Linked DNA regions of Homo sapiens: region 1 is linked to region 2. Evidence: read pairs that join two places in POLR2A ChIA-PET (ENCODE). Cell type or tissue: Panc1. All regions are shown on one strand. Links, peaks and the distances in the headings refer to the core of each region. The heading gives the core; the rest is flanking DNA. Region 1 holds the start of GPRC5D-AS1 (GPRC5D and HEBP1 antisense RNA 1). Region 2 has its middle 6.3 kb from the start of APOLD1.

The links. ChIA-PET counts read pairs that join two places held together with the same protein. Peaks named below come from ENCODE experiments on the same cell type or tissue, not always from the same donor. Only the 100,000 strongest peaks of a DNase experiment are listed, where the experiment ranks them.
Region 1: POLR2A ChIA-PET joins it to region 2 with 6 read pairs; 5 of 35 experiments call an interaction of 5 or more read pairs at or near these places.

Annotation. Positions count from the first base shown.
Region 1 is chr12:12,924,475-12,929,860 of GRCh38, forward strand. It overlaps GPRC5D-AS1 (GPRC5D and HEBP1 antisense RNA 1), which reads left to right and starts at 3,252. Exons shown (of 3, transcript NR_149067.1): 1 at 3,252-3,329. In Panc1, for the core only: no CTCF peak of the experiment used is centred there; DNase peaks (open chromatin) are centred at 3,014 and 3,322; H3K4me3 peaks cover 1,673 bases; H3K27ac peaks cover 3,251 bases.
Region 2 is chr12:12,776,687-12,782,072 of GRCh38, forward strand. It overlaps a transcript of APOLD1 not described here. Among named protein-coding and RNA genes, the nearest start is that of APOLD1, 6.3 kb to the right of the region's middle. In Panc1, for the core only: no CTCF peak of the experiment used is centred there; a DNase peak (open chromatin) is centred at 3,012; H3K27ac peaks cover 711 bases.

The DNA.
Region 1 (5,386 bases), core at 114-5,113, 150 kb after region 2:
ACGTGAGATGAAACCAGTGCCCTTGCCTCCTATCACCGTATGTGTATGTGCACACTGTCATGCCAAATAAAACACATTTCCATTCAAGGCAGTAGCAAAACAGGGTTGCCGATTGTGTGGCTGAAAAGCAGTGCATGTCACCAACTGTCCCTAACTCACGGTGAGTGATCCATCCCTGTGACCTTGATTTTCACGATCTTTCATTTTTATTTACCTTTTATCTTTTGTAGAGATGGGTTCTCACTATGTTGCCCAGGCTGATCTTGAACTCCTGGGATCGAGCAGTCATCCCTCCTCGGCCTCCCAAGTAGCTGGGACTACAAGCTGGCCCAGATATAAGCAGGCAGTTTTTAATTTTTTTTATTATTATTTTTTGAAACGAACTCTCTATTGCCCAGGCTGGAGTGCAGTGGCGCGATCTCAGCTCACTGCAACCTCCACCTCCCAGGTTCAAGAGATTCTCTTGCCTCAGCCTCCCGAGTAGCTGGGATTACAGCTACTTGGCTGTACACCATGCCCGGCTAATTTTGTATTTTTAGTAGAGACGGGGTTTCACTATGTTGGCCAGGCTGATCTCCAACTCTTGATCTGCTCACTTCAGCCTCCCAAAGTGCTGGGATTACAGGCGTGAGCCACCGTGCCCGGCTAGAGCAGGCAGTTTAATGCTGGGCTCCCATAGTGGTAAGTCTTCAGGGTACTGAAATTTCGAATTTAGATTTATTTGTTGGTTTGTGTGTTTTTCTCTATTATATAGGCTTTAGAAGGACAGAAATTTGTTCTGTTTTTCTCAGTATTCCCTGAGCCTAGGACAGTGCCTGTACACATGGGTAAAATGAATAAACTTTTTGGGAGAAGGGTATTTTTTTTTCTTTTGTCACAGGCTAATTAGAATGATGTCCTTTCACTCAGAGAACACAGCCCTCAGGTTCTTCTCTTGTCTATTCTGGTGTCTTGAATGCCAATTTGTCTTCAAATAATTTTGATGAATTTCAGCTGATCAACCATCAGATTTTTGTGTGTGTTTCCATATAAGAACACTTAAATCCAGTGTGATAAAAGCAACTTACAAGCCCGAGGCTTGGAAGAAAGGAAAGGAATTTTTTACTTCTTGGGCTGAATACATTTCATCACATCCCAATTTATTTCCCTGAGGCTTTTCTTTGTCAAGCTTGGGAAAGTGCTGTTTCCTAGGAGAACCACACAAGAACAAACTTTAAATATGAGAAAAGAGAAAAGCACACCCCAAAGCAAAACAAAACAAAAAAAACCCCCAAAAACAATAAGAGAAGCATTTTAGATGGATTTTCTCCAAAGATCGATTGCATTGTGTTCCAAACGCATTTCTTTTCTTTCTTTTTTAAATTTTTTTTGAGATGAAGTTTCACTCTGTTACGCAGGCTGAGGTGCAGTGGCATGATCTTGGCTGACTGCAACCTCCACCTCCTGGGTTCAAGTGATTCTCCCGCCTCAGCTTTTCAAGTAGCTTCAGGTGCCCACCACCATGCCTGGCTAATTTTGTATTTTTAGTAGAGATGGGGTTTCACCACGTTGGCTAGGCTGGTCTCAAACTCCTGACCTCAAGTGATCCACCCGCCTCAGCCTCCCAAAGTGCTGGGATTACAGGCGTGAGTCACTGTGCCCAGTGTAAAGTGCATTTCTTTTCTAAACTGACTTGAACCAAAATGGATGAACAAGGACCCTTCAGATGATATACACCAAACTGGAAACAGATGAGAATGCCAGCAAATGGGCTCAGGAGGAATTTATCTTCTTGAATTTTCAGGCATAAGCTGATTTTGACAATGTTTTCTCTTACAAAAACAGGGTGAGCGTGTTCTGGATGGAGGCTGGGTGGGAACCCCAGGTCAGAGCAGATGTGGAACTGGGGCATGGGGAAGACTATACCCCAAAGAGGTGGGGGTGGGGAAGAAGATGAAAAGTGAAAGACGAATGTTCCCAGGGGCAGGAATTCATAAACTTTTTCCATTGATTCTGCCCTCTCAAGCCAATCACTTTCTGCCTTTTTGGACCAAATTGGGAAAGCCTGGACAGTCTGCTACAAACCAGACCAGAGCCTTTCCTTGTCAACAGAGCAGCGCTTCCTAAACTTATACTGCGTTAAAAATCACATGGGAATTTGTTAAAAATGCAGTGTCTGGAGGCCTCCTAGAGGTTCTGATTTAGTTGGTCTGAGTCAGGGTCCAAGAATTTGTATCCAGAGCAAGTATCCCGGCGATTCTTCTGCTTGGACAGGGTTGGGACAAGGCGTCGGCCAGTCATCCACATTGTCTTTTTGCAGATCCACTAATCTTCCATGCAGGCTCCAACAGCTCCTTCCCGGCCTGGGAACCCAAATCCGCAGGAAGAATCTCGGGGTGTTGTCTTGGCTTATTCATTCAGAGCTGTCGTGTGTGGTTCTGCAAACAGTACTCAGATGCGTTCCCTCTCCCCGTAGGGATCTTGCTGGAGATGCCCAGGGTTAACAGTGGAACTCCATATGGAGACAGAGGCATGGGGGGAGCTTCGCTGGAGATGGGACAGCCTGCTCCACCGCGAAGCCTACTGAGGCTCTCTTCTTACGTACCCCGCGCAATCTCATCTCCCTGAACAACTTCCACCTCCACCTTTCAGCTCATTCCCTAATGTCTGCTTCTGTTGGAACTCCACAATCTCATCTTTATCTGCCTAGGTGTGTTACAGTAGGTAGCTGTCAGGTATGAGCAGGGCAGGAGAGGGTCTGTTCCAATAGCAGGAACCTCAGGTGACCATCAGGTGATGGTCAGGCGGCTGTTAGTCTGTCGCTCTAAAATAATAATTGGTCGCAGCCGGTGCTAGGGAAAGACAGGCTCCCAGTAGATAGAAAACACCTGAAACGGGTGATAAGCAGCTTCCCGGTAAGATCTTAGCAGTTGGGCGAGTGTACTCAAGCATGAGCACTAACAGGCAGAATGCCAGAGTTTAACTGGTATATGACCTTCTAGGGACATTCGACTGATAAGGGAAGAACGCCTCACGTGAGCATGTGTACAACTCCTGCATGCGTACAAACACACTGCGCATGCTCCCCTCCCAGGCGCTGGCAGGCCACACACTGCGCATGCTCCCCTCCCAGGTGCCGGCAGGCCACACACTGCGCATGCTCCCCTCCCAGGTGCTGGCAGGCCACACACTGCGCATGCTCCCCTCCCAGGTGCTGGCAGGCCACACACTGCGCATGCTCCCCTCCCAGGTGCTGGCAGGCCACTGCGCAAGTGTGGACAGCCTACACCAAGGGAAGAGTCAGGGGAGAAGGAACACAAGACTCCGGAAGCATGCCAGCGTATAAAACCGTAAGTCAAAGGTCAGACTGTCCAGTGGGTGATCTCTCAAGTCGCCCGCTTGGCCTCTTCCAAGTGTACTTTACTTCCTTTCATTCCTGCTCTAAAACTTTTTAATAAACTTTCATTCCTGCTCTAATACTTGCCTCAGTCACTCCTGCCTTACCACAATATTTTTTAAAACAAAATCAATACCAAAAAGCCCATGATAAACAACATATCAAAATTTTATAAAAGCAGGCTGTTTGGTTTGTTTTACGACCTTGCGTTACTGCAAGAGAGGAGCCGTTTCCAATCAGGCTTTGGATCCTGGGCTTATGTGGCTGCTGTGTCCCTGCCATGGATCTGTGAGGGTTGACAATGGGGTACAAACAAATTGGGCAATATATATATACACATATATGTGTATATACATATATACACATATATGTGTATATATACATATATACACACATACATGTGTATATATATACATATATACATATATACACACATACATGTGTATATATATACATATATACATATATACACATACACATATATGTGTATATATATAATATATACATATATACACATACACATATATGTGTATATATATAATATATACATATATACACATACACATATGTGTATATATATAATATATACATATATACACATATACACATATATGTGTATATATATAATATATACATATATACACATATACACATATATGTGTATATATAATATATACATATATACATATATGTATATGTGTGTATATACACACATATATGTATATATGTATATATGTACATACACACACACACACACACATATATATAGTTTGTTTGTATTTTGAGAGGGAAGAAAGATGAAAGAAAGGGAGGGCTTAAAAAATTTTTTTTGAGACAGCATCTTGCTCTGTTGCCCAGGCTAAAGTGCAGTGGCACCATCATGGCCCACTGTTGCCTCAACCTCTCAAGCCCCATCAATTCTCCCACCTCAGCCTCCCGAGTAGTTGGAACTATGGGTGTGTGCCACCATTCTTGGGTACTTTCTAAAAAATTTATTAAAATATTTGAGACAGGGTCTTGCTTTGTTGCCAGGCTGGAGTGCAGCGGTGCAATCACAGCTCACTGCAGTCTTAACCTCCTGGGCTCAAGCAATCCTCCTGCCTCAGCTGCCTGAGTAGCTGGGTTCACAGGTACGTGCCACCACGGCCAGCTAATTTTTTTGATTTTTAGTAGAGACGGTGCCTTGCTATGTTGCCCAGGCTGATCTCGAACTCCTGGATTCAAGCAATCCTTCCGTCTTAACGTCCTAAAGTGCTGGGATTTCAGGCATGAGCCACCATGCCCAGCCTCTTGGATATTTTTATTAGATTTTTTTTTTTTTTTGTAGAGATGGGGGTCTTGCTGTGTTGCCCAGGCTGGTCTTGAACTCCTGGGCTCAAATCATCCTGCCTTGGCCTCCAAAAGTGTTGGGATTACAAGTGTGAACCACTGTACCTGGCCTTTTTATTTTTGTTTTAAAAGAGAGAAGAAAGGGAGATGGGGGGAAGGAGGCTTTATATATATATATATATATATATATATATATAATTTCTTATTTTTATTTTTTTTAGATGGAGTCTTGCTCTGTTGCCCAGGCTTGAATGCAATGGTGCGATCTTGGCTCACTGCAACCTCTGCCTCCCAGGTTTAAGCGATTCTCCTGCCTCAGCCTCCCTAGTATCTGGGATTACAGGTGTATGCCACCACACCTGACTAATTTTTTTGTATTTTTAGTAGAGATGGGGTTTCACCACATTGACCCAGCTGGTCTCAAACTTCTGACCTCAAGTGATCCACCTGCCTCCGCCTCCCAAAGTGCTGGGATTATAGGCGTGAGCCATCGTGCCCGGCTGAGGCTTAATTTTTTGATTGGAGACTTTTAAATGACGTTTTTCCACTTGGTTCAAAGCATGGGAAGATATTTTGATAAGCGCATATAGGGACACACACGTTTCCTTCTGTCTCGGGCTCCAAGAGGGCCTAGCACAGCAGTGCTCACTGATGATCAGGCCTCTCCTTCCAGTGCTCTTC
Region 2 (5,386 bases), core at 85-5,084:
ATGTCCAAAAGAAAAGCAAGTAAGATTAGCAAAGATACATGCCTTTTTCCCTCAGCAAAAAGCAATGAAGGTTGAGTCTCCCTTTAAAAATAAAAAATCGGATTATGAAGCAGTAACATTCAAAATCATATTATATTGAATTAAAAACAGGTAAACTGTTTAGTGGAATAGATTTCCTAGAAGTAGATATTAACAATGGTAACAAATCAATATAAGACTAGCCAGCAATAACACATCTATAGAAAAGTGTATTTTTTAAATAAAAAATGATCAAAATTATATTCATCTGAAGAAGAATTAGCACCCGCTATGCACTGTATATAATAAACTCCAGGTGGGTCAAATTAGGCTAAAATGTTTATTGTGGATATTTTCTTTTTAGTTTTATCTAACCATCAGTTTCCCTTTCCCTGACATAGCAATCCCATTGTAATTTCCTAGTGTGAAACTTCTCCCTGAGTATATATGTAATGTGGGTGGGAAGGTCAAGTTCTTTTACCATCTCCCACTTGAAAGCTGAAGGCCATTCACCCCTCTTCTCCCTGCCCAGTGCAGACAGTAGATGGGCACTTGACCTAAGCTCAGCCAACCCAGTGGTCACTCCTGGAACTTTGATTCTTAAACTGATACAAGGACAAAAGGAAAGAGTGGTTGGTCAGTTTCATCACACAGGCTGTTCCAATTACAAAACGACTGATGTCCTTTCAGTTTCTTGGTTCTTTAGAACTCCATGGTCCTTTCCCATGTTCAAGTATGTGTTCCCTCAGTCTCATAGCAATAATTCGCTTATATTAGCCAGAGCGAGATTTTTACTACAAGTTGAGTATTCCTTAACCAAAAGGTTTGGGACTAGAAGTGATTTGGATTTCAATTTTGGCAGGATTTTAGAATATTTGCATTATATGTTTACCAATTGAGCATCCCTAATTAAAAAATCTGAAATCCGAAATGTTCCAGTGAGCATTTCCTTTGAGCATCACTCTAAAATCCAAAACTTACTGAGCACCAGTGTGACGCTCAAAGGAAATGCTCACTGCAGCATTTCAGATTTCAGATTTTTGCATTAGGGAAATTCAACGTCTCAACCTGTGTATCCAGATGGAGACGGCAATTCCAAAGAACAAACTGAAGAGGAAGAGGGTATAGGAGGTGGATGATGGTGTCACAGTTCACCTGGAAATATCTTCTCTACAAGGAAAGGTGTTTTTTTTTTTTTTTTTTTTTTTTTTTTTTTTTTTTGTTGTTGTTGTTTTTTGAGACAGGGTCTCACTCTATCACCCAGGCTGGAATGCAGTGGTGCAGTCTCGGCTCACTGCAACCTCTGCCTCCTGGGGCTGAAGCGATCCTCCCACCTCAGGCTCCTGAATAGCTGGGACCACAGGGGTGCACAACCACACCTGGCTATTTTTTTTATTTTTTATTTTTTTGTGGAGACAAGGTTTTGCCATGTTCCCCAGGCTGGTCTTAAACTGAGCTCAAGCAGTCCGCCAGCCTTGGACTCCCAAAGTGCTGGGATTACAGGTGTGAGCCACTGTACTTGGCCAGGAAAGCATCCTGACAATGATCTGATGGTTTACATTTCTTCTGCTTGCTTCTCCCTGTGGGAGGCATATACCTCTCTATCTTTTTGCTTATTTTATTTTACATTTTTGAGACAGGGTCTCAGTCTGTTGCCCAGGCTGGAGTGCAATGGTGTGACCATGGCTCACTGCAGCCTCGCCCTCCTAGGCTCAAGCACTCCTCCCACCTCAGCCTCCCAAGTAGCTGAAACTACAGGTGCACACCTCCTCGTGTGGCTAATTTTTAATTTCTTTTTTTTTTTATAGAGATGGGTTCTCACTGTGTTGCCCAGGCTGATCTCAAACTCCTGGGCTCAAGCAATCCTCCTGCCTCGGCCCCCCAAAGTGCTGGGATTACAGGAGCCAGCCAGTGTGCCTAGCTCCTACCCCTTTAATGTTGGGTTGGCCACAACTTGATTGGCCAATAGAATGCCAGTGGATGTGATGGCTACCCTGTCTGAGCAGCCTTAGGAATGATTAGTCAATTTTGCTTCCAAAACATATTCTGTACTTTATCCACTCCATTGCATCCTACCAACATTAGCCAAATCTGAGATAATCTCTGTCAACTACTTCAATAACCTTCTAACTGTCTCCTGGCTTTAGTTGTGTACCTCTGAGAACCATCCTTCACACAACTGTCACACAACAATGTCAAATTAACCTTGTAAGGCCACAGATGAAAGCCTTCAATGGCTCCCTCTTTCCCACATGGCACTGGAAAGCTGTCATGACTTGTCTTCTACCTACCCCTTAAGCCTCATCCTTTGGCCTTCCCTGCTTCCCACTTTATGTTCAGCAACACTAAACACCCTGGACACTCCTCCATTCCTTTGTCCATTCTGTTCCTTTGTCCAGACTGCCCTCCTCTCTCTCCTAATTTTTGTCCAAATAACTTCTGTTTGACTCTCAAGATTCAGCTCAATATCAGTGCTCCCAGAAAGTCTTCCCTAGTACTTCCTGGGCATGTATTTGCCCTGTGCTTTCTTGGTACCAGCACACACCCCGGCACTTCCCCACCTTAAATTTAAATGATATATTCTGTCTTTTTCTCTTCCAATAGATTTGCCGTCTCCTGGAGGGCAGGGACTATATCTTATTTAGCTTTTGGTCCCCAGACTCTAGCCTGATGTCTGGCACACAGTAGGTGTTCAATACACATTAGTGGAGCTGAAATCGAACAAATTAAACATTAATATAAGCAAATTCTGAAAGCCTTCTGCCTCTATTCTTACAAAAGCTGGTGGCATTATAAATGGGTTCTTCTGGAAAGCAATATAGCACTATATAACAAAAACGATGAAGATGGTCATTCTCCTTGACTTGGTATTTTCCCGTTTGTGAATACTCCTCAAAGAAATAATCCAAAGGAAAAAAAATGTACACAGATGTCCTGGCAACTCTAGTTATAACAGTGAAAAACCTGGAAGCAATCCAAGTGTCTAACAGGGAAATGACTAAGCAAACAATGGGATTATTACATAGCTATTAAAAAATGACAGAGGTGAGGACTATGTCAACATAGACAAGTGTGTATCTATCTGCAGGAACGTTAAGTAGAAAAAAGAACACAGGCTAGTGTTTAAACACTAGTGATTAAGGATGTGTGTGTACATTAACAAAGATTGGAGGCTAATTTGGAGGAATGAAAATGGCTGGAGTGCAGTACTTGTTGAGTCTTTATTTTCCTGTGCAGTTCCATGAATTTTTGACAATAATACTTGAGATTCCATGCAATATAGATATCCTAGAGGTCTTCTGCAGAATAAGTATTCTAAGTTATACCAAGCTGTATAGTCCAAGAGAAAATTTTATGTTAAATTCTTATAAAATTGTTATAAAATAATGATATTTCTTTAAGTGAACAAAGCATTTTTCTTTAGTTAAATTCAACAAGCAACTATGAGAGCTTGACTATGTTCTAGAGCACTTACATTCTGGGGAAATTCAAAGAAATCATGGGCAAAAATCCTCAGGTGAATATGTGTTATTATTTTAATTTGCTTTTTTTTTTTTTGAGACAATGTCTGGCTCTATTGCCCAGGCTGGAGTGCAGTGGTGTGATCTCGGCTCACTGCAGCCTCACCTCCCAGGCTCAAACCATCCTCCCAGCTTAGCCTCCCAAGTACCAAGTAGCTGGGACTACAGGCACACACCACCGAGGCGCCTGCCTCAGCCTCCCGAAGTGCTGGGATTACAGGCATAAGCCACTGTGCCTGGCCGAATTTATTTTTATTTTGGTGAATGTACATATTAGAACAGATGACAAAGGAAAGTCTGCAAGACCTTTGGACTAAACCTCACATTTACAAGTTGTCTCAATTTTATTTTTTATTTCAATTTTATTTATTTATTTATTTTGATACAGAGTCTGGCTCTGCCACCCAGGCTGGAGTGCAGTGGAGCAATCTTGGCTCACTGCAACCTCTGCCTCCGGGGCTCAAGCGATCCTCCCACCTCCACCTTCCCAGTAGCTGGGACTGCAGGCACAGGCCACCACACACAGCTAATTTTTGTAGTTTTTGTAGAGATGGGGTTTTGCCATGTTGCCCAGGCTGGTATTGTATTCCTGGGCTCAAGTGATTCTTCCACCTCAGCCTCCCAAAGTGCTGGGATTGCAGGGTCACCATGCCCGGCCTGAATTTTATATTTTTGATGTCTCCAAAAGAGGTCCTATATTTAGTCACTGAGATATACAGTTAAGTATTAAAAGGAAAAAGTCATCATCACATAACTTTAAACTTGTGCCACTTTTCCACTTGGTGCACTATGAATTAATATTTTATAAATCCTGTGACTATATTGTGAATAGCAAAATACTGACATAAGATATATTACATTGCAATTAAAAGAAATAAGCCACAATTTTTTATATTCCATTATAGAATTTCTTCATTTTTAAAAATCAACTGAGAGGCTAGGCACTGTGGCTCACACCTATAATTCCAGCACTTTGGGAGGCCGAGGCGTGTGGATCACCTGAGGTCAGGAGTTCAAGACCAGCCTGGCCAACATGATGAAACCCCGTCTCTACTAAAAATACAAAAAATTAGCCAGGGGTGGTGGCAGGCACTTGTAATCCCAGCTACTTGGGAGGCTGAGACAGGAGAATTGCTTGAACCTGGGAGGCGGAGGTTGCAGTAGGCTGAGATCGCGTCATTGCCTAGGCAACAAGAGCGAAACTCCGTCTCAAAAAAATAAAAAATAAAATAACTGAGAGTCTCAAAAAATGGAGGTGGCCCAGTCCTCTGAAAGGCCTTGAGCGTAATTATCACTTTATCTTTTTTTTTTTTTTTTTTTGAGACGGAGTCTCGCTCTGTCGCCCAGGCTGGAGTGCAGTGGCATGATCTCTGCTCACTGCAAGCTCCACCTCCCGAGTTCACGCCATTCTCCTGCCTCAGCCTCCCGAATAGCTGGGACTACAGGCGCCTGCCACCATGCCCGGCTAATTTTTTGTATTTTTGGTAGAGACGGGGTTTCACCATGTTAGCCAGAATGGTCTCGACCTCCTGACCTCATGATCTGCCTGCCTCGGCCTCCCAAAGTGCTGGGATTACAGGCGTGAGCCACCGCGCCCGGCATACTTTATCTTTAAAATGTAATAGTTTTAAGTAGGGGCCTAAAGCAAATGGGTTGTTGATAACTGTATAAACACCTCCTAACATAGTCCTTTCCGCTAGACTTACTGTTTCTGCTGCCATGTAACTGGTGGTCAGAAAACTACCAGTTCTGGCTGGCCATGGTGGCTCACGCCTGTAATCCTAGCACTTTGGGAGGCCGAGGTGGGCAGATCACCTGAGGTCAGGAGTTTGAGACCAGTTTGGCCA